Regions from separate parts of the Mus musculus genome. Here region 2 is linked to region 1. A link is a loop called in an ENCODE intact Hi-C map of the cell type or tissue named here. Cell type or tissue: left cerebral cortex. All regions are shown on one strand. Links, peaks and the distances in the headings refer to the core of each region. The heading gives the core; the rest is flanking DNA.

Region 1 (9,791 bases), core at 637-8,636:
CCCACTCTTACTAGCCTCTTTTCTCAACCTGACCCTCACTGTGAGTCTTCTGACTTGTGACAAAAGCCAGCCAGTTTTTAATGTTTTATTTTGTGTGGCTGGGGGTGGAAGCCATGTGTGCAGGACCCATTGATTTACTTGCTTATTTAGTGGGGAGATGAGCAGCAAGGATGTCATAGTGAGTGTTTGGAGGTCAGACGGCAAACTGTCCGTTGGTTCTCTCCTTTAAATTTCTGTAATTCCATTTCCAGTGGATCCAAAACCTTCTTCTGGCCTTCAAAGTCTCTCTGTCTCTGCCTCTGTATGTCTGTCTCTGTCTCCATCTCTCTCTATTTTCACATGCACAGATATGTGCACCTCTAAATAAATAAATGAGTAAATACATAAATATTCAACAAATAAATAAATGCTGTTGGTATGAGGGGAAAGACTACAGGATGATGTACTGGGATGCTTCTTCCAGAATGTCAGGGTATCCGGATGTCACTGATACACCTGCTCGGAGAGGACTGGGTGAAGTCTGGAACAGGTGGGGTCCACAGTCCATCTCTTCCCTCCAAGATCTCAGATACCACTGCCAATCAGGGCAGGATGGGGTGAAGCAGAGTCTTGGACAGGTGGGATACTGGTCCAGTTGGGATCGAGGTCCAGAGCAGGGGAGGTTGGGGGCGTGGATGTCGGGGGTGGAGAGGGATAGGAGGGTGGGGTAAGATGGGGGATGAGGGAATGAAGGGTGGGGAATGAGGTGGGGGTGGGAGGGGGCAGCAGAGGGGGAGTCCTTCTCTGTGTTGTGGTCCTTTCAGGCAAAGGCCTTCTCTGACAATCTTTAATGAAGCCGCTTTCTGGGATGATCTTAGCTTGTTTACATTCCTTTATTTGGGGTGGGTTTGTATAGTTTAGGGGAAGGGTGTGAGACTATCTAGGGAGGAAAAAGGTCACTGGCTGAAGGCTAAGGCTACTAAAATGCCTCATTAGCATGGAGAGGCATTCCAGGTGCTTGGTAAGTACCCGACTACCTGTGACCACGTGGTTGAGGGCTGCCTGGTTACACCTCCAAGGCAGGCGGAGAAACCTGGAGGAAGCCAGTTCCACTCCTGCTGGCCTCAAGTTCTGAGATTTCTGGGGGGTTTGAATATGCTCTACCTCGCCAGTTCCACCAGTTCCTCTTGAGGCACGGTTCTCGTGCTCCACAGAAACCCACCAGTCAGAATAGAGTAAAATCATTTTCCTTCAAGGTCAGTGACATTGGGAAATATCAGGCACACACTGTGTTGCTCAGAGTTTCTCACTATTGTCTTTGGGGATGGAGACTCTCTGTGGAGCAGGCATGTCTAAAATTCACAGAAAGAATAAAGGGTAAAGAAAAACTGAGAATCCAAAGAATCAACAGGAGGGGACAAGGGGAGGAGAGAAAAAGGACGAGTGCCCAGCACACTCCATCCCATACTAAAGGGAGCTTGTGCCATCTAGTGGCCGTTGTATGTAATAACTACAAATGATGCTTCAGATGGCTGGTTCAATGTAGATAGGGACCCTCTCTTGTAGAAACGAATGCATTACACAGAAATAAGTGAGTAAGTGAAAACCTGGAAGAATCACTGCATGCAGATCTTGGAAGGGAGGAGCTAAGAGGCCAAGAGGATGGTAAAAAGCAGAACAGAGAGATTTATGACCGCACCGGGAAGAGGGCCAAGAGATCTTATTAGGCCTCTTTCCTCTCCCCTCAATAGCTCCCAGAAATAATGTAAATGTTAAATATATAATAATGCTTGGTGATTGGCAATGTGTTGTAATAATAATAAACTTAAAAGACTTAAGAGAGGCCACTTTCTTTCAAGGCTTGCTCAATGCTCAGGAAGAAGACCTGGGCCAGGTGGTGACATAATGTGTCCTGAAGGTAACAGAGGCAGGACAATCAGTAGGGCTTGCTGAATTCCAGATAAAATCCAGTTACATCAGATTTAAAACTGAAGTAAAAAAGCGAATAAGTCAAAATGAACTTAAGCATAGGATTCTCCCCCAAAAAGCTATGAGTCTGGAAGGCAGCATGGAGGCCCTCTTCCCCTCCACACTCCAACACACAAAGGTTGGCTGGAAGGTGAGAGCTATGCTTGTCTAAGTAGTCCTGCTCAGCCATGGCCCTGCACATCATGTCTCTGCTACAAGGTCAAGGTGCTATAAATGGATGATGATCCTTCAGCACCTACCGCTCAGTTTCAGGTACAATGGGCGGGTGCCACCGTGTCCAATGTTTTCCCATTCAGGTGTGAGATAATAGAACTACGTGTCACCTACTCATTTACCTGCATACCAGCATACTCATTTGTTGAGTATATATATATGCTGTATACCAGCACCCATGTAGTTGTTATGCCACAGTTACAGAGAGCTATAGCACAATGTAAGTAATTTCAGGACCTGGGTTATGTGAGAGAGAGAGAGAGAGAGAGAGAGAGAGAGAGAGAGAGAGAGAGAGAGAGATATCTTAGGAAAACCTTTCTAGAGTTTACTGGTCAAGAAGAGCACAGACAGACAAACATAGGCACACACGCACAAACAGCAAATACATAAATAAGTAAGTAAATAAAAAGGAAAAGACATAGCTGTTGTTATCACTCTTTCATGGCCACCACAAATGAAAAGGGGACACCCTGTTCCCGAGGACATAAGGCACTTTGGTGGCTTGGTGGAGAAATATACTTTGGTGTGATGTCACACATCCTCCCTTCCAGTTGGCTCACTTGTCCCCAAAAAGTGGGCTCCTAGTGGCTCTCCATTTATAACGTTTGTCTTTGTGTTATGCCTGTAGTCTGGGCAGTTGGAAGAGGCAAGGGTCAGAGAGGAATGACAGCAAGTGCACCCACCACACTATACACTAAAATGAGAGCAAGTGCGTCTACCACTGCATACACTACGGAGAGAGCACAGATTCTGACCCCTGTCAGAGAAGGAAAGGCAGGTTCTCGCCACTGAGATGCATCCTCACCTCAACACAGCAGGAGCCAGCGAGTAACCTAGCAGCAGATTATAATAATTACTTGTTAGAAACAATGACAATTGATGCCCCTGTCCACCACTGTGGCATGGGTAGGGTGCGGGACACCCAGAGGTCTGTCAACCATTATGATGAGCGAGTAAATGGTGGAGAGATGGGAGAGAAAGAGAAGCAGAGTGGTGTGTGCACAGTGAAGAGAGGCAGAACTGGAAAAGTGAGGATGGTGAGGAATAGCCTGATGTGAGCAGCCTGGGCTGCCACCTGAGGGCATGTGAGGCCCAGTCCACGCTGCTACTGAGGACCGTGTCTGGGTCAGTGGCCCTGCATAAGCAGGGGTCTGTGTTGATGTCCATGGTCCATGTTACCACCAAAGGCCATGTGGAAGTCCCTGGTGTGGACTGCTGCCTCGGACCATTTTGTTGTCCAAGGGCTGCACTGAGTTGACCCTGTCCCTCTGTGGCTGAAGCACTGAGGAGAGCATCCCCACCCTTGCTGGAGCAGCATGAGAGAACTAGCTCTGGTAATGTGGGCACAGAAGAGCAGGCCAAAGGTCTGAGAGCAGGACAGCTGGCCCCACCATTGCAGGGACAGTACTGGAGATCTGGCCCTAGTGACATGAGCTCAGGAGAGCTGGCAGGCTGACCAACTAACTCAGCTACCACCCAAACACAAATCTATATCTTTGAGTTGGTCCACACTAACATGATCTGCTGGAGCATGTGAAGGGGCTGGTTCTACAGATCCAAAGCTGCAGGATCTCCATGACACAGGGCAACAACAGGACGTCTGAGAGGAGTCCCAGTGAGGACCCAGTATTGATAGTGTAGCAGAAGCCAGAGGCCTAGAACCAGGCTCATTAAGATGGTGTACTGGCTAGTTTTGTGTCAACTTGACACAGCTGGAGTTATCACAGAGAAAGGAGCTTCAGTTGGGGAAATGCCTCCATGAGATCCAACTATAAGGCATGCTCTCAATTAGTGATCAAGGGGGAAAGGCCCCTTGTGGGTGGGACCATCTCTGGGCTGGGAGTCTTGGGTTTTATAAGAGAGCAGGCTGAGCAAGCCAGGGGAAGCAAGCCAGTAAGGAACATCCCTCCATGACCTCTGCATCAGCTCCTGCTTCCTGACCTACTTGAGTCCCAGTCCTGACTTCCTTGGTGATGAACAGCAGTATGGAAGTGTAAGTCGAATAAACCCTTTCCTCCCCAGCTTGCTTCTTGGTCATAATGTTTGTGCAGGAATAGAAACCCTGACTAAGATAGATAGATATTTGCAAGTAAAGCTGTTTGGGCAAAAGGGTGTACTGTGTGACACACCACAGCTTCCTCAACAAGATGATTTCTTTTAGTTTTTTAAATTCTTTTGTTTCCTTTGTAGGTGAGATTGCAAGGGCAGAGATTGGCTACGGAGGGGCGGGGAGATGGGTGGGATTGGGATGCATGATGTGAAATTCACAAAGAATCAACAAAATTTTTTAAAATAATGATAATCATACTAACATTGAATTGAGAATAATCATGAGGTATAGTCATTCACTCCTTTTTTTAATCTTTAAATTTTCGGAGATAGTTGTTTTGCCTGCACTTATGTCTGAGCATCACATGAGTGCCTGGTGACCTCACAGGACTTAAGTGGACATCAGGTCCCCTACAACTGGAGATTAAACAACTCATTCATTACATAATGCATAATGAACAGGTCAAGAAAGAAATAAAAATACAGAAATGGAAGGAGTGCTTTCAAACTCCTTCTATAAATCTTTTATTAACCAGTTTTGGGCAATTTAAAACCAGGTAAAGATAGAGGGAAGGAAGAAAGGAAAGAAGGAAGAAAGGAAAGAAGGAAGAAAGGAAAGAAGGAAGGGAGGGAGGGGAAGGGAGGGAGGGGAGGAAAGGAAGGAGAGAAGAAAGTAGGGGAGGAGGGAGGAAAGGGGAGAGGGAAGGATGGAGAGACAGAGACAGGGAGACAAAGAGACAGAGTGTCCTAATGATCATAGAATTAAAAAATGCTCACTTGAAAACCAAATACAGACTTCTATCAAAAAGATTATCCACCATGACTGAGTTGGCTTTATCCCAGAGATGCAAAGTTGGCTCACCACACACAGGTCACTAAATGCAGCGAACCACATAAATGATCTGAAAGACAAAAAACAATCTGATCATCTCCATAAATATAGGGGGGGAAGCTTCCCTGAAATCCTATATGTCCCAGTGATAGAAGGGCTAGAGGGACCTTAGGGTCATTTTCCTACATATTAAAAGCTGTAGATGAGAAACCTAAGCCCAACATCAGCCTAAATGGAGAAAAGCTTGAAGCAATCTCACTGGAATCAGGAATACAACAGGGCTGTCTGCTAATCCCATCCTTTTCAAGACTGTGCTCAGAGCACTAGAGGGAGCACTAGGACAGGAGAAGGAAGGTGAAGGGACACAAATAGGAAAGGAAGAAGTCAAACTCCCCTGTTTGTGGACGACATGATACTATCTGTAAGAGACCCTCAATGTTCTGCCAGAGAACGTCTAGAAATGAAACACCATGTCAGACTAGAAATAAAACACCATGTCAGCAAGGTGCCCGTGTATAGAATCAACTTGCATGAGTCCATAGCCTGACTATGCACCAACAAAAAACAAAACATAAGGAAGAGATGGCGAATACACTCACTTTCGCAATAACCTGAAAGAAATTTAAATATTTATGAATAAGCCCTAGCGCAGGAGGTGAAAGACCTCTACAAGGAAAACTTTAAATTTCAGGAGAGAAGGAAAGGGGGAGGGGGAGAAACAGAAAGAGAGGGAAAAGAGGTGGTGGTGGTGGGGATAGGAAACGGAAAGGCAGACCCTGCTCTTGGATCAGTAGAGTTAATAACTTGAGCATGATGTGTCTATCTGAAGGTATAATCCGTTTCAGTGCAGTGCAAATCAAAAGCCCCACCACATTCTTTACAAAATAGAAAAGAAGAAAGGAAAATTAATCTAAAACTTTCATGGAATCACAAAAGACTTCAGTCAGTCAAAACAATCTCAATACCATTCCAAACTTCAAGTTATAGTACAGCACTATAGTCATTAAAACAATGTGTTACTGGCTCAAAAATAGATACAGAGACCAGCGGAGTCATATCCAAGACCCCAACAGGAATATGTGTAAGTATTCCATCTACAACACACACTGAAAACAAGACATTTTCTACAAAGATGTTGGGGAAACTGGATGCTCACATGTAGAGGAATGAAATTGGATTCCTATCAATCACCAGGCAAAAAACTAATTCTAAATGGAGAGGGGGACCTGGAGGAGATGCAAGAGAGGTACAGAGGGTCAGGAAATTGAACAAAAATATGTAACAGGGGGAATGAGAAACTGGGGATACCTATTGGAGGGTCCCAGACACCAAGGAAACATGAGGTTACCAGGACCCAACAGGGATAACTTTAGCTAAAATGCACAGGGGATATATGAAGGGGGATATAGAACCTGTTGAGACTACCTCCAGTAGATGGTCATGGCCCTTGGTCAAGGGATGGGGCCACCCACCCATCTCAAAGTTTAACCCAGAAATGTTCCTGTCCAAAAGAAGAACAGGGACAAAAAATGGAACAGAGACTGAAGGAAAGGCCAACCAGGGACTGCACCACCTGGGGATCCATCATGTCTGCAGACACCAAACCCAACACTGTTGCTGCAGTCAAGAGGTGCTTGCTGACAGGAACCTAGTGTGGTGTTCCTTGGGAGGTCGGGCCAGCAACTGACCAATGCAGAGGCGGACGCTTGGAGCCAACCATCAGACTGAGCTCAGGGAACCTGGTGGGGGAGCTGGCAGAAGGACTGGAGGAGCGAAGGGGGATTGCAACCCCACTGGAAGAACAACATAGGCTGGCTGACCACCCAGTCCGCCCAGAGTCTGGACCACCAACCAAAGAGCGTACCTGGAGGGATCCGTGGCTCCAGATAGATATGTAGCAGAGGAAGGCCTTGCCTGACAGCAGTGGGAGGTGAGGCCCTTGGTTCCAGGGGAAGTTTGGTGCCCCAGCGTAGAGGGGTTGCTGGAGCGGTGGGGCAGAGGAGTGTGGGTGGGTGGGAGAGCAGCCTCATACAGGCAAAGGGGAGGGGAGAGGGCAGGTGTGGGATGAGGGGTTGATGGAGGGGTAACCGGGAAGTGGGATATCATTTGAGATGCAAATGAATGGAATGATTAATTTTAAAAAAACGACAAAACATAAATGTGAAAATTGAGACACTGAGATTGAAGGAAACAGGCAATACCCACAGTGTGTAAGCTTGGGGAAAGATTTTCTGTCGCCGAGGGGTCCAACCGCCCAGTGCTCCAGGTCGATGCTTTACAGATGGGGCGTCACAAAAGGAAAAAGCTCTGTACAGCTGAGAAGATGATAGAACAAGAGACGATGGTCTCCTTTTTAAAGATTAATTATTTTCTTTTATATGCATGGTCTGTGTACATGTTTGCAGTTCCCTCGGAGGCCAGAAGGCGGCACTGGATCCTCTAGAACTGCAGTTACAGACCACTGTCAGATGCCACTTACAGGTCTGAAAGCGCTCACATCCTCTGGAAGTGCAGCTAAAACTCTTAACTCTTAAACTGAAGTGGGACTATGCAGATTTAATTCTGTAGAAACAGAACGTGGCCCACTCTTGCTAGCCTCTCTTCTCAGCCTGGCCCTCGCTGTGAGTCTTCTGACTTGTGTCAAAAGCCAACAGCGTTTCTCTAAATTTTACTGTATGTGGCTGGGAGTGGGGACCGTACATGTGGTACTTCTGATTATTTAGTTGGGTAGCATGTATGTCACAGCATGGAAAGGTCAAAGGACCAACTGTGTTAGTTGATTCTTTACCGTCTGTGACTTCAGCTCAACTGGATCCAATACATTCTTCTGGCCTCTAAAGTCTCTGTCTATCTCCGCCTGTCTTATTCTCTTTTTGTCTGTCTGTCTCTGTATCTCTTAAAACACACACACACATTAATTTTCTAAGAAAGTTCAGATGTGAATGGGTATGTACACACATGTGCATGTTTATGTGTGCATGCATGTGTGCTTATATAAATGTGCATTTATATGTACATGTATGTGTATATCAGTATTTATATGTGGTTGTGTGCATGGCCATATTGCATATCTATTCATATGTGCATATGTATCATACCTGCATATATATGTGTTAATATATGCATGTGAATGTTTGTGTTCATATGTATATAGGTATGTGTTTATATGGCAATTTATGCATATATAGTTGTATGTGTGCATTTATATGTGCATGTGTACATTCTTATATATGTATTTATAATCATATATTTATTCCTATCTTCATAGTTTCATATGTATATTTGTTTTCATATGCTCATGTGTGTGTTTTATGTGCATGTACATGTGTATATGTGTATTGTGTTCATGTGTGCATATGGATATGTGTGTTCATATGTGCATTGTGTATTCATATATGCATGTGTATGTCTGTGCTTATGAATTCATGTGTTTGTATAGAGGTTTACATTTATGTGTGTGTACATATGTGATGTGTGTATTCATACATAAATGTGCCTGTGTGTTTATATGTTCAGGTATCTTAGAGTTTTATTCGTGTGAAGAGACACCATGACTATGGCAACTCTTATAAAAAAAAATTGGGGCTGGCTTGCAGTTCCAGAGGTTTAGTCTGTTATCACCATGGAGAGAAGAATCCTGGCTGATGTGGTGCTAGAGAAGGAATTGAAAGTTCTACATCTTGATCCACAGCCAGCTGAAGAAGACTACCACACTAGGCCTAGCTTGAGCAGATGAGATCTCAAAGCTCGCCTCCACAGTGGCACACTTCTTCCAACAAGCCCTCACTTCCTAACAGGGCCTCTCTTTATGGGCTAAGCATTCAAACACATGAATCTATGGCAACCAATCCTATTCAAACCACCACAAGGTGCAAATGTGATTTCATATGTGCATGGCCATGTGTGTGTGCATAGGTACATGTGTGCATTCATATGTGCATGTATGTGTTCATATATATGTGTGTATAGTCATATGTGCTTAACTATGTTTATGTGTGCTGGATTTGTGTATATGCATGGTCATAGGGACGTATGAATGCGTTTGCATTTATATATACTTATGTGTGTGTGCACTCCCATGTGTAGACTTTCCATCAGACAACCTGGAATCTGGCCTCTTCCGTCATTACTAGATTGGCAGTCTTGATCTCTCTCTGCTTCTGTTCCTCATCTATATGTAAAATGGGAATAATAATATACTTACCTTTAGGGCTGTTATGAGGATAAACTAGATAATATCTCTATAATGTTTTGAATAAGGCTGGCCATAAAGTAAGACTCTATAAATGCTAGATGCAATTCTTTAAATGCTTCACTTTAAGTCTGTAAGGCTCTTCCCTTATCTCTGCCAGCTACATTATGTTCCCTCATAAATAAACTGCCTCAGTCCCTTATAGCCTTACCATGCCTACCACAGCCTAATGTGCATTAGTGCTACTGGATGGCAAGCATTTGGGGACAGTTGACATGCTGACTTCTCTCTGTGATGTGCCTATTAAGTACTCTCACCATTGCACTAACTCATAACTGGCTTCACCTGGGCAAAGGAAGGTACTAGCCCGATGAGGCCAATCCAGAGAAGTTCTGCTTAGAGGGTTCCACCTGGAGCAGCATAGACATTTTACCACTTCATTTCAATATGGACTAGGATATGGAGCAGATGAGCCTGGATTGATACTTTTAGAGAACTGGGCTTCCATCCTAAGTGTTTCTTAATTAGTTCCATGCA
Region 2 (9,791 bases), core at 1,148-9,147, 53 kb after region 1:
TAAGCTTTTATCAATTGCTGATTGAGGTGGGGAGAAGCCCCCTAGGCCTGCGTCATTGGTGGAAGGGGTGAGAGACAGAGGGAGGTCTGTCCCAGGGCTGTATGTGCAATGCCCCCTCTCAGACCCAAGGGCATAGAGCACAATGGGAAAAGGACAAGAATGAGCCCTAAGACTTCCTCAACCTGGAGAAGAACTAGACAGACCATGCCCTCACTTCTCTCTCTCTCTCTCTCTCTCTCTCTCTCTCTCTCTCTCTCTCTCTCTCTCTCTCTCTCTCTCTCTCTCTCTCTTTCTCTCTGTCCCTCAAACAAAAAAGAAAAACATATTTGTCTGTTTCTTAATTTCTTCCTTCTCTGAGTACTATGTCAACATAGTTAACAACCTCACAAAATGTTTCATCATTTAAAATGTTCTTCTTTCGATCAAGAATTTCCCCCATAAACTTCATAGTTTTGGTAATTAAACCCAGGCCTATGGGGATTTTGCTGCTCTGGTCCTTCCATGGGGTAGAAAGTTGGCTATACCTACTGTACCAATGTAGGGAGAACTCAGATTTTCTACTTCCGAGCATGCCTTAACTAGACTAGCCTATGCTGTAAACACAAAATAGATTATGTCTGTCACAATATTGATTGATCTGAAGATCTTGACAGTTTTCAAGATAGTATTTAGAATGACAAGCTGTACTTTAAATGAAGTGTCTGTGTACATTGGCTAATTAGAAAAACAAGGGACGCACTAGAGAGTTGTTGCAGCAGTTATAAACACTTGTAACTCTTGCAGAGGACTTGAGTCTGGCTCCCAGCACCCACACCACAGCTCACTAACATCTCTTACTCCAGTTCCAGAAGATCCAACTCCCTCTTCTGAACTTTCAGGTGCCAGGTACACATGTGGTACACATACATACATGCTGGCACACTTATACACATAAAATACATATCTTTAAAACAAACTTCCCTTCTTTCAGAGATAGAGAGAGAAATAGAGAGAGAAGGAGGAGGAGGAAATTTAAATTTATCTTGGATAACAAATAGTGTTTCAAAGAGTGCAGGCTTGAAGCTCACCACAGAGTAAGTAGCACATGAGTGCCAAGCCATCCGGAGTTTGTCACTCATGGTTTGCTGGGTGATTTATTCGTCTATGGGACAGGGCAGCCATAGTCTTCTGGCACATCATCAGAGTGATGCTTTCATCCTAAGCCCCACAATGCAATTCTACTGCATTTCACTACTCTTGACAATGTAAACATCTTTGGGGGTATGAAAAAGAGAGAGAGAGAGAGAGAGAAGCAAACAGAATACGATGTCTCTTTTTCTCTTTTTATACAAAATTATCTGCTTGCAAAAGCCATGTAGGTTTTTTCTTCTGAAATACAAGGAGATTTGGGGGAGAAATGATACCCAGGCTCCAAGTCACTTCCTGACATCTGGATAACACTTCTAAGTCTCAAGACACACACGTGTGTAGGCCTGATACAGCAGTCACAGGGGTGACATTCCAGAGCCTAATTTAAGCTATAAAATAGCTGGTGCCTTTACTCTGAGTGGAGTGACGATGAAGGAGCTCTGTGGGTTAAAAAGCTTCTCTTACTGTAACCAAGACCAATTTTGCAGTAATTGCTGTGTGTCACTCTGAATTTGTGGTGAGGTGCACTTCAGGTCAGAAGTACTCAGGGAGCAAAGCTGCTCACCTGTGACCACACAGCAAAGGCAGAGGAAAGGGACAGGATCCCATGGTCCCCTTCACTGGCCTAAAGTCCTGCTTCTAGGTCTCACCACTTCCCAGGTGATCAAGACTTTAACACATGGGCCTTTGAGGACATTCACTTCCTAAACAATAGCCCTCCATAAGCAATTCTCAAAGCCTTTAACTCTGTCAGGATTTAGTACTATAAGGACCCAGAAATATGTGGTCTAGAGTCCTGATGCACAGACTTGAAAGGGGGCTTTGTTTGGACACTAGTCACTGGCGACTTAAAGCTGGAACGGAACAGGTAAAGGCTTTCCGCCTTTGCACTTATAATAGAAGTAATACGCTCTTTAAGCTCTCACCTTTCTCACTCTCTAGCCCTCCTTCTCTCTCTCCCTTCCCCCCTCTTTCCATGTGGCCATGGCCAGTCTCTCTCTTTCTCCCTTCTCTCTTTCCTCCCTACCTTTCTACAATAAAGCTCTAAAACCATAAAAATAAAATAAAATAAAAAGTAATACTTCCCAGAATTTCTATCATTGCTGGCTGGAGACCAGTCAACAAAAAGATAACTCTTTTTTTTTTCTGCAATAGTCATCCAATAGTTAGAAAATAACATTCTTTTTCCAAATGAACACATTGAGGTTTTATAATCTTTTCACTTGCCTAATCAAAATGTTCTACTAAATTTATTTTTAGGGTAACTTTTTTTTTGAAACCTGTTCATCTGAATCCTAACAGAGCTTAGACTGTATTTGACTTGAACACTTAAATGTCAGATGTCATAGTAATGATTTCATCGTAATTGGGTGTGCACAGAAAAGGCACATCCTTTTATGAGTTATGGTAATCATTTTATACACTTTAGGGCTTTATCATTTTTGAGCTTTTTTAAAAAAATGTAGAGAAAAAATGTACTTAGTGAATCGAGAAAAAATTACTGCTGCTGATTCCAATAATTAGCAATAAATCACTATTAAAATTGTTTTATTTCTTAAATAAAACTTAGGTCATTGTGTGTATTTGAGTGCAGTTTTTCTGTTTAGTAAATATTGTGAACATTTCCATGTTCCTAGCTATCCTAGGGTGTGATTTTCTTGCCTGCAAAAGTATTCCATTGTTTCTTTTGGTGGGGCAGCTTTGATACTGGCTCTTTCTTGTCACCAGTGTGTGTGTGTGTGTGTGTGTGTGTGTGTGTGTGTGTGTGTGTATGTGTTTACAAGATCTAAAGCCTGTGCCTTTGGACACATTAGACTCCTAACTTTTAATACAAGGTTGTTGATAATACTTGGACTGGAACAATTCAAATGCATGAATATAACCAAATAACTGCTTCACTAATCAATCAACTAAATGGGTCACATTATTAAGAATGTTAACCATTGTAATTGAGCTGAATAACCCTAAACACCTTATTTTGGGACTAAAGGGAATCAGAGCGTTCAAATCTTTTAGAAATGACACCAGCAGGATGTAATAGAAATAACTGTTTCCTAGAACACAGTGTGAAGGGATGGGCTGAACATAGCACTCTGGGTGACAGGTTTGTAAGATTTGGCACAATAGCACAAAGGAGCGGGCACTTCCATTTTTAAAAAGAAAATCTACATAAAAAACTAAGTCACAAGTTCAGTTACATGCAAATACAGGTATGCTGGAGACAACACGATCCCTGGTTTGTTGGCGTGTCTCTGGAAAGTTTAAATCAGAGAACACTGTCGAGTGGAGGAAGACTAAAAGGTCAAAAGTGCTTCCTCGGCAAGTCGATGAAGACAGGGAAGCTTTAGGGCAGAAGCAACGAGTGCTGGGATTGGTCAGTAGCCACGCAGCCAAAGGAGAACTGCAATGGGCAAGGGACCACATAGGGAGACAGGAAAGGTTGGGAGAGAGAGAGGAAAGGAGAAAATGCCGGCAGTGGACCCTGAGTAGAGGGTCTTAAGGAATGGCTGGAGACGGTAGGGGTGGAGGGCTGTTGGGGGTGGGGGGCGCTGTTGGGGGAGCTGAGCAGCCAGTCTTCTAGGTAATAGGAGGCACACCCGCCCCAATGTCTCAGACAGAGGCAATATTAACGCCGACTGAATTCCAGAATACTTTAGACAGAGATGGTAGAAGAATCTCAGGGTTTTACCCTCAGCTTGTTGGCGTGGTGTAGCCATAGTAACTGTCACTCTCCGGAGTGGAGTAATGAACACCCATGGACGCTGAAATCTAATGGCTGATTTTCTTCCCCGGCTTCTTTTCTTGCTGGTGGTGGCTGCTTCTGTTCTCTCCCAGCTTTCTATCGGAAGGGTGCTGTCTTTTGTTCCCCACAGGATGTTGATCCAGGTGTGCCTGTATTTTTATTGTAAATTTTTGTGGCGCTGCATGAAGTTTGTGATGCGGAAACTCACCGGAAGGTGTGAACTGCAAAGGATTTGCTACGGCACCAAACCTGGAGCTTCCAGAACCATGAAAATTGGTGAGCGTCGAGCAGAAGGGAGGGTGGGATTCAGGGTTGGCGGGATTGAAGTTGCAATGCCCATTTCCGTAAGTAATATTCAAACACTCATAAAGCGTCATTTCTAATGACATTTTGTGTGTATGTTATTGCCTTAACAGAAACGTCACTGAGAGATTCAAAAAGCAAGGTAAATAAAATTATTTTCTTACTTTAATTTTTCACTGAGTGGCTTACATCTATCATAAAATATGAAAATTGTGGGATAGTGAAGGTAGTTTGATGCCCAGGTCCCACATGGACGAATGGACTCCTTCAGGTTTGTCCTCTGATGTCTATATTGTATAGAGTGTGCACCCCACACAATGTAATAAAGAAAAAACTTTTAAAACAATAAAAACTAAAATAAAAATCTCAAGAGTAAAAAAAGTTATCTCTGACTAAAAGCTAATGTAAACTCATTGCTAACAATCATTTTTACATATATGACAGTTTCTAGGGAGACGTGTAAAGTTTAATTTAGTACTGAATGCACTCGTTTTATACTCCCTCTTAAATCAAAAGATAAGACTGTGATAACAGCATCAGCTATCTGTTTGATAGCACAGTAATCAAATCACTTAACTTTATACTTGAGATTTTTCCAATGAAGTCAGAGAAGCCCTATATTAATAATAAAAACGATGCACAGGGCTAGAGAGAGGGCTCAGTGGTTAGGAGCTCTTCGGAGGACTCAAGGTGGGTTCCCAGGACACATAGGGCTAACAGCCATGAGTAACTGTCTTCTGACTTTCAAGTGCACTTCAAACTCATGGTGCACAGACAAACTCAGGCAAAACACACATACATATCAAATAAAATAAATATTTTTCAAAACGATTACACAGTTGACTCTCTACCCAAGGAAAAAACACTTTGTTTTGCAAGAATTTTGGTGATTTTTTAATCTCATCTTCTTGAACTTTGGCAACCTTTAGACCAGTGGTTCTCATCTTGAAGATTGCCACCCCTTTGAGGGTCAAATGACCCTTTCACGGGGGTGACCTAAGACCATCAGCAAACACAGATATTTACATTACGAGTCATAACAGTAGCAAAATTACAGTTATGAAGTAGCAATAAAAATAATTTTATTGTTGGGGTCACCACAGCATGAGGAACTGTGTTAAAGGGTCGCAGCACTAGGAAGGTTGAGAACCACTGCTTTAGACTATGTCTCCCGAGCCCTCCGTCTATCAGATGAAAAGGGAAGCAGATCAGTGTGATATAAATCGCTTAAAACAATCGACAATGGTGAGGAGTGAAGCAAATTACAAGCCTTCCATGTGCCTGCTGTATGCCAAGTACCGTAACCAGGAAAATGGCGCCCCCTAGCTGTGGAAGCCCGGGATGCACGGGAATTCAAGCACACCACCTCAACCTGCTCTCAGCGCCTGCTTTCATACAGAAGTGTGGCACTTGACGCCTCCATCCCAAGAGGTAGTATTTGAAGCCACTGGTGCGAATGAAGGAAACTGACTGAAAGATGTTTTTCAGCTGTTGCAGACATCCGTGAGTGTTCATCCTGATGCTATTGAAAAGACTATTGATGACATCATGGAATTGAAAAAAATTAACCCTGACATCAATCCACAGTAAGAATTAGACTTGTATGTGAGAAATACAGGACATGGGTACCTTTCTCTCATTCCCCTTCCCCTTTCCCCTCTCTCTCCCCTTCCCCATCCCTGTCCTCTTCCCCTTCTCTCTCCCTCTCCCCTTCCCCATCCCTGTCCTCTTCCTCTTCCTAATCCCCCTCCCTCTCCCTCTCCCTCTCCCTCTCCCTCTCCCTCTCCCACTCCCACTCCCACTCCCACTCCCACTCTCTCTCCCACTCCCACTCCCTCTCCCCTTTCTCTTTAAAATAACCATCTGTAGTGTTTTGAATTTCAGATGAGTAATAAATAAAAATGGGGGCTCTTCATGTTCGTAAATGGCAGTGGCGTTAGGTTTCTGGTTTGTGAGCTTACAGTCCTGTTGCCATGGAGGGGAAAAGAGAGTGTGTAAGCTGGTGTCAAACATGAGATCAAGGAAGCCTATTGATCAGCAGGAGACTACTTAATGTCTGTGCTTTACATTAATTTAACGTGTTCAAATCATAATGTGCTTAAACTGGTTCTGCTCCATCTAGAATATTCCTCAGTTCTCTCATGAATATTCCATCGTGTTGGGATGATAATCTTAGAGACAGTTCCTACCTGCTTGTCAAGAAGACAGGCATGTGTGGGAGGAAGAGATGGCTTTTATATGAATATTTTAGAACTTTATAATTTATTCCTCTCATCTTGGAAGTATTAAAATGCATTTGGCAATGTTCGTGACATTTAAATTTAGTTTTATATTTTCCACTGGGTGCAGCAATTTTTCAGTAAAGTTTCGACCTTAAAGGCATTAGATAAAATAAATTCTAAAGGCAGGTATATTTAGAGATACTTTAAGGTAGGTAACAATCAAACTGTCTTTTAGATCTGTTTGCATGAGGACTTCAGATGTCACTGCTGAGAAAAACTGTTAATTAACCAAAATGGAGACAGAGTTGAAGGGATTTTACAGTATGCTAGGCACTGCTCTATGTCTTGATCTGTCTGGGAGTTCAGTCAGAAAAACTCCATTTCCTCCTAGTCTCTACAACATCTATCTGTACTCTTGTGGGCTAGTAAGCTGAACCTTTCCCTCACGCAGATGTTAAGGTTGATTTCACTACATCGTAACGAGTTTTAAAATCTTCTAGTGGGCTGGAGAGATGACCCCGCAGTTAGGAACACTTAATGCTCTTGCAGAGAACCTGAGTTTGGTTCCCAAGATCCACATGGGGTCTCACAGCCACCTGTAACTCCAGTTCCCAGGTATCTGACAGCCTCTTCTGGCTTCTGCAGGCATCTGAATGCACATGTGCACATAGTCACTTACACACACACACACACACACACACACACACACACTAAATCATTACTAAAATTTTAAAACTGTTTTAATTAAAAAGTGATTACACCATTCCCCCTTCCCCTCATCCCTCCCATGCTCTGTCTCCTCCACTCCCTCAAATTTATGGCTTCTTTTTCTTTAATTACTATTATCATGTATGTATGTGCATAAATATATAAATTCAATCTGCTGTCCACTCACAGCAGAACGTGTACCATGGTACGGCATGAGAAGCCTCGTGAGGAGAAATGAAAGGAATGGGGCTTTTCATTCTAGCCCTGGAAATGAGACTTGAAGAACAGATATTATAAAATAAGTAGTCCTGGCAGGAATGGTGGCGATAAGTCTGTCCCCGCTTGTCTTGAGACACCACACACACAGGCGATGTGGCCTTTGCCACCTCTCTTACAGTCAGCACCGCTGCCTTTGTTCCTTTTATTTTGTACAGAAATTTTCTTGTCCTGAATCTCCTGAGGGCCCCTCCCTCCTTCCTTCTCTTCCTTTCCCTCCCTCTCATACACAGACCATTGAAGTAAATCTAATATACCCAGAGAGACAGTCCCTAGGAATCTATCATCAGTGCTGCTTTCAAATCTTACGTCAACCCACCCTCTTGAAGGCTTTGCTTGGTCTTTGGTTTGGTTTGGTTTGGTTTGGGGGCTTTCGGTTTGTTTGTTTTTGTTTTTGTTTTCCAAAACAGTTGCACTTGCACTTTGGCAGGTGGATTTCTGAGTTCGAGGCCAGCCTGGTCTACAAAGTGAGTTCCAGGACAGCCAGGGCTACACAGAGAAACCCTGTCTCAAAAAAAAAAAAAAAAAAAAAAAAAAAAAAAAAAAAAAAAAAAAAAAGCTAAAATGAAGGAAAAAGATTTTTCACAGTTCAGCAAGAATTGTGCTTCTAGGCAGCATGATGGGAAGCTGAGACAGGAGGATTGTCATGAAAGTGAGGCCAACCTAGGCTATGGAGTGAGTTCTAGGCCAGCCTAGAATGCAACATGAGATCCTGTCTGGAGAAACTAAACAAACAAGCAAAAAAGAATTTTTTTCAAAAGGGATGGTGAATATATACATGAGTATATATTCCTGAATATATACATAAGAATATTTACATTAGAAGTTCTATCACACAAGCATCCAGTGAGCAGATGCCAACAGTACAGGGGGTCATATTTCCCCCTCACAGTTGATTCTTCTGTATTTTAGGTTGGGGATCTCTCTCCAGGCTTGCCTCCTGCAAATCGTGGGTTACAGAAACCTCATTGCAGATGTGGAAAAACTGCGCAGAGAACCCTATGATTCCGACAACCCCCAGCATGAAGAGATGCTTCTGAAGGTGAGCCCTTTGCCACTGTCAGCTAACTGCTGCCAAGCAACTCAGGCCAGCCACTCATCTGTGCACTGATAAATAAGATGTGGCTGCTGTAACAGATGGGCAGGTCTGAGTTCTCTTCCTCCTTGGATGTATAGTTTTCATCAGAAAATTCCTATGCAAAATCAACCTTAAAGCCTGTCAGTTGATTTTTTTATAACCTGAGAAAACATTGGAGCTGATTTGTATGGGGGAGGGGCATCTCACACTCAAGTGTGGATTGCTTCAAATGTGTTGAAAGCTGTAGGAGAATCGAGGCGGCGTTTGTCAGACTGTCATGGGGTTTTTACTTACGACTTTAACACACATCAAAGACAACGAGGTTGATTTCTTCTTCAGCAATAGCCCTCTGGGGAAATTACCCAGGATCCTCGGGCTGATTATTTATTCATGTGACTTGGCAAACACTCAAAGAGAAGGTAAAGGATTGTACTTCGTACATTAAACCTGCCAGCCAAGGAATGTGGAGTTGTAAGTACTCCTGTTTCTAATCTTATGAGAGTTGATACTGCAGCTTCATCAGACAGCAATAAAACTTTCCACAAAACACCAAAATACGAGGTAATTAAAGCCCAAACAAGAACATTCAGACCAACATTTGGAACTACTAATTAAATTTAAATGTTTTAGACATTCATTTCTAAAAATAGATGATGCTCTTCTGGCATCAAGTGTTTCTCTGTCTCTTCCTAAAATTCAAATAGCCAGTGACAAAATGTAGGGAGGGGCTGGAGAGATGGCTCAGGAGAGCCTGGGGCTTAATGTTGGGTTCCCTGCACCCACAGCAGGCAGCTCCAGGAGAACTGATGCCCTCTGCTGACCTCTTCAGACACCTACACTTAAGTATGTGTAGTCATACACAGATGCACACGTACATGTAATTAAAAACAAATCTTTAAAAAAAAGAAAGAAGCATTTTTATCTTGTTTAAAAAAATATCAACAAACCTAATTTTCTAAACACATCTTGTGTTTTGTGTGGAAGAGTGTGTGTTTCTGTGTGTGCAAGTACTTAAACTGTGATCTATATGTCTCTATTAATCAACGCTGGGTCAGAAGTGATCATTAAGAACTGAAGAAACTTCATTCTTGGCCCCAGCATTCCTTCTTCACCCTCTCCCCTGTTACTTTTAGCTAGCCTACTAGCTGCCTTCTGCCTTCTCCTACTGCCCGTCCTCCTGACCATTTTCTGATGGAGGTTGTCAAGCTCAGCAAAGTGATGTAATAGCCAGGATCAAGGTGAATGAAGGGGAAATGAATCAGTTAACAGCCTGGCTACACATGTCCAAAATGCTTTGCAATGGCTGAGATAAACTCAACATTAGCTAATGACA

Evidence for each region. Peaks named below come from ENCODE experiments on the same cell type or tissue, not always from the same donor. Only the 100,000 strongest peaks of a DNase experiment are listed, where the experiment ranks them.
Region 2: it touches region 1 in a loop (10-fold over the local background); 8 of 42 quality-filtered maps call a loop at or near these places.

The regions. Positions count from the first base shown.
Region 1 is chr9:53,982,787-53,992,577 of GRCm38, reverse strand. No RefSeq gene overlaps it. Among named protein-coding and RNA genes, the nearest start is that of Elmod1, 12 kb to the right of the region's middle. In left cerebral cortex, for the core only: CTCF peaks have their summits at 1,476 (motif pointing left), 5,392 (motif pointing right) and 7,485 (motif pointing right); DNase peaks (open chromatin) are centred at 1,473, 5,384 and 7,476.
Region 2 is chr9:53,930,086-53,939,876 of GRCm38, reverse strand. It overlaps Elmod1 (ELMO/CED-12 domain containing 1), which reads left to right. Exons shown (of 11, transcript NM_177769.4): 3 at 4,002-4,147; 4 at 4,288-4,316; 5 at 5,663-5,760; 6 at 8,293-8,422. Among named protein-coding and RNA genes, the nearest start is that of Gm39340, 35 kb to the right of the region's middle. In left cerebral cortex, for the core only: a CTCF peak has its summit at 5,505; DNase peaks (open chromatin) are centred at 5,507, 6,357 and 8,690; H3K27ac peaks cover 605 bases.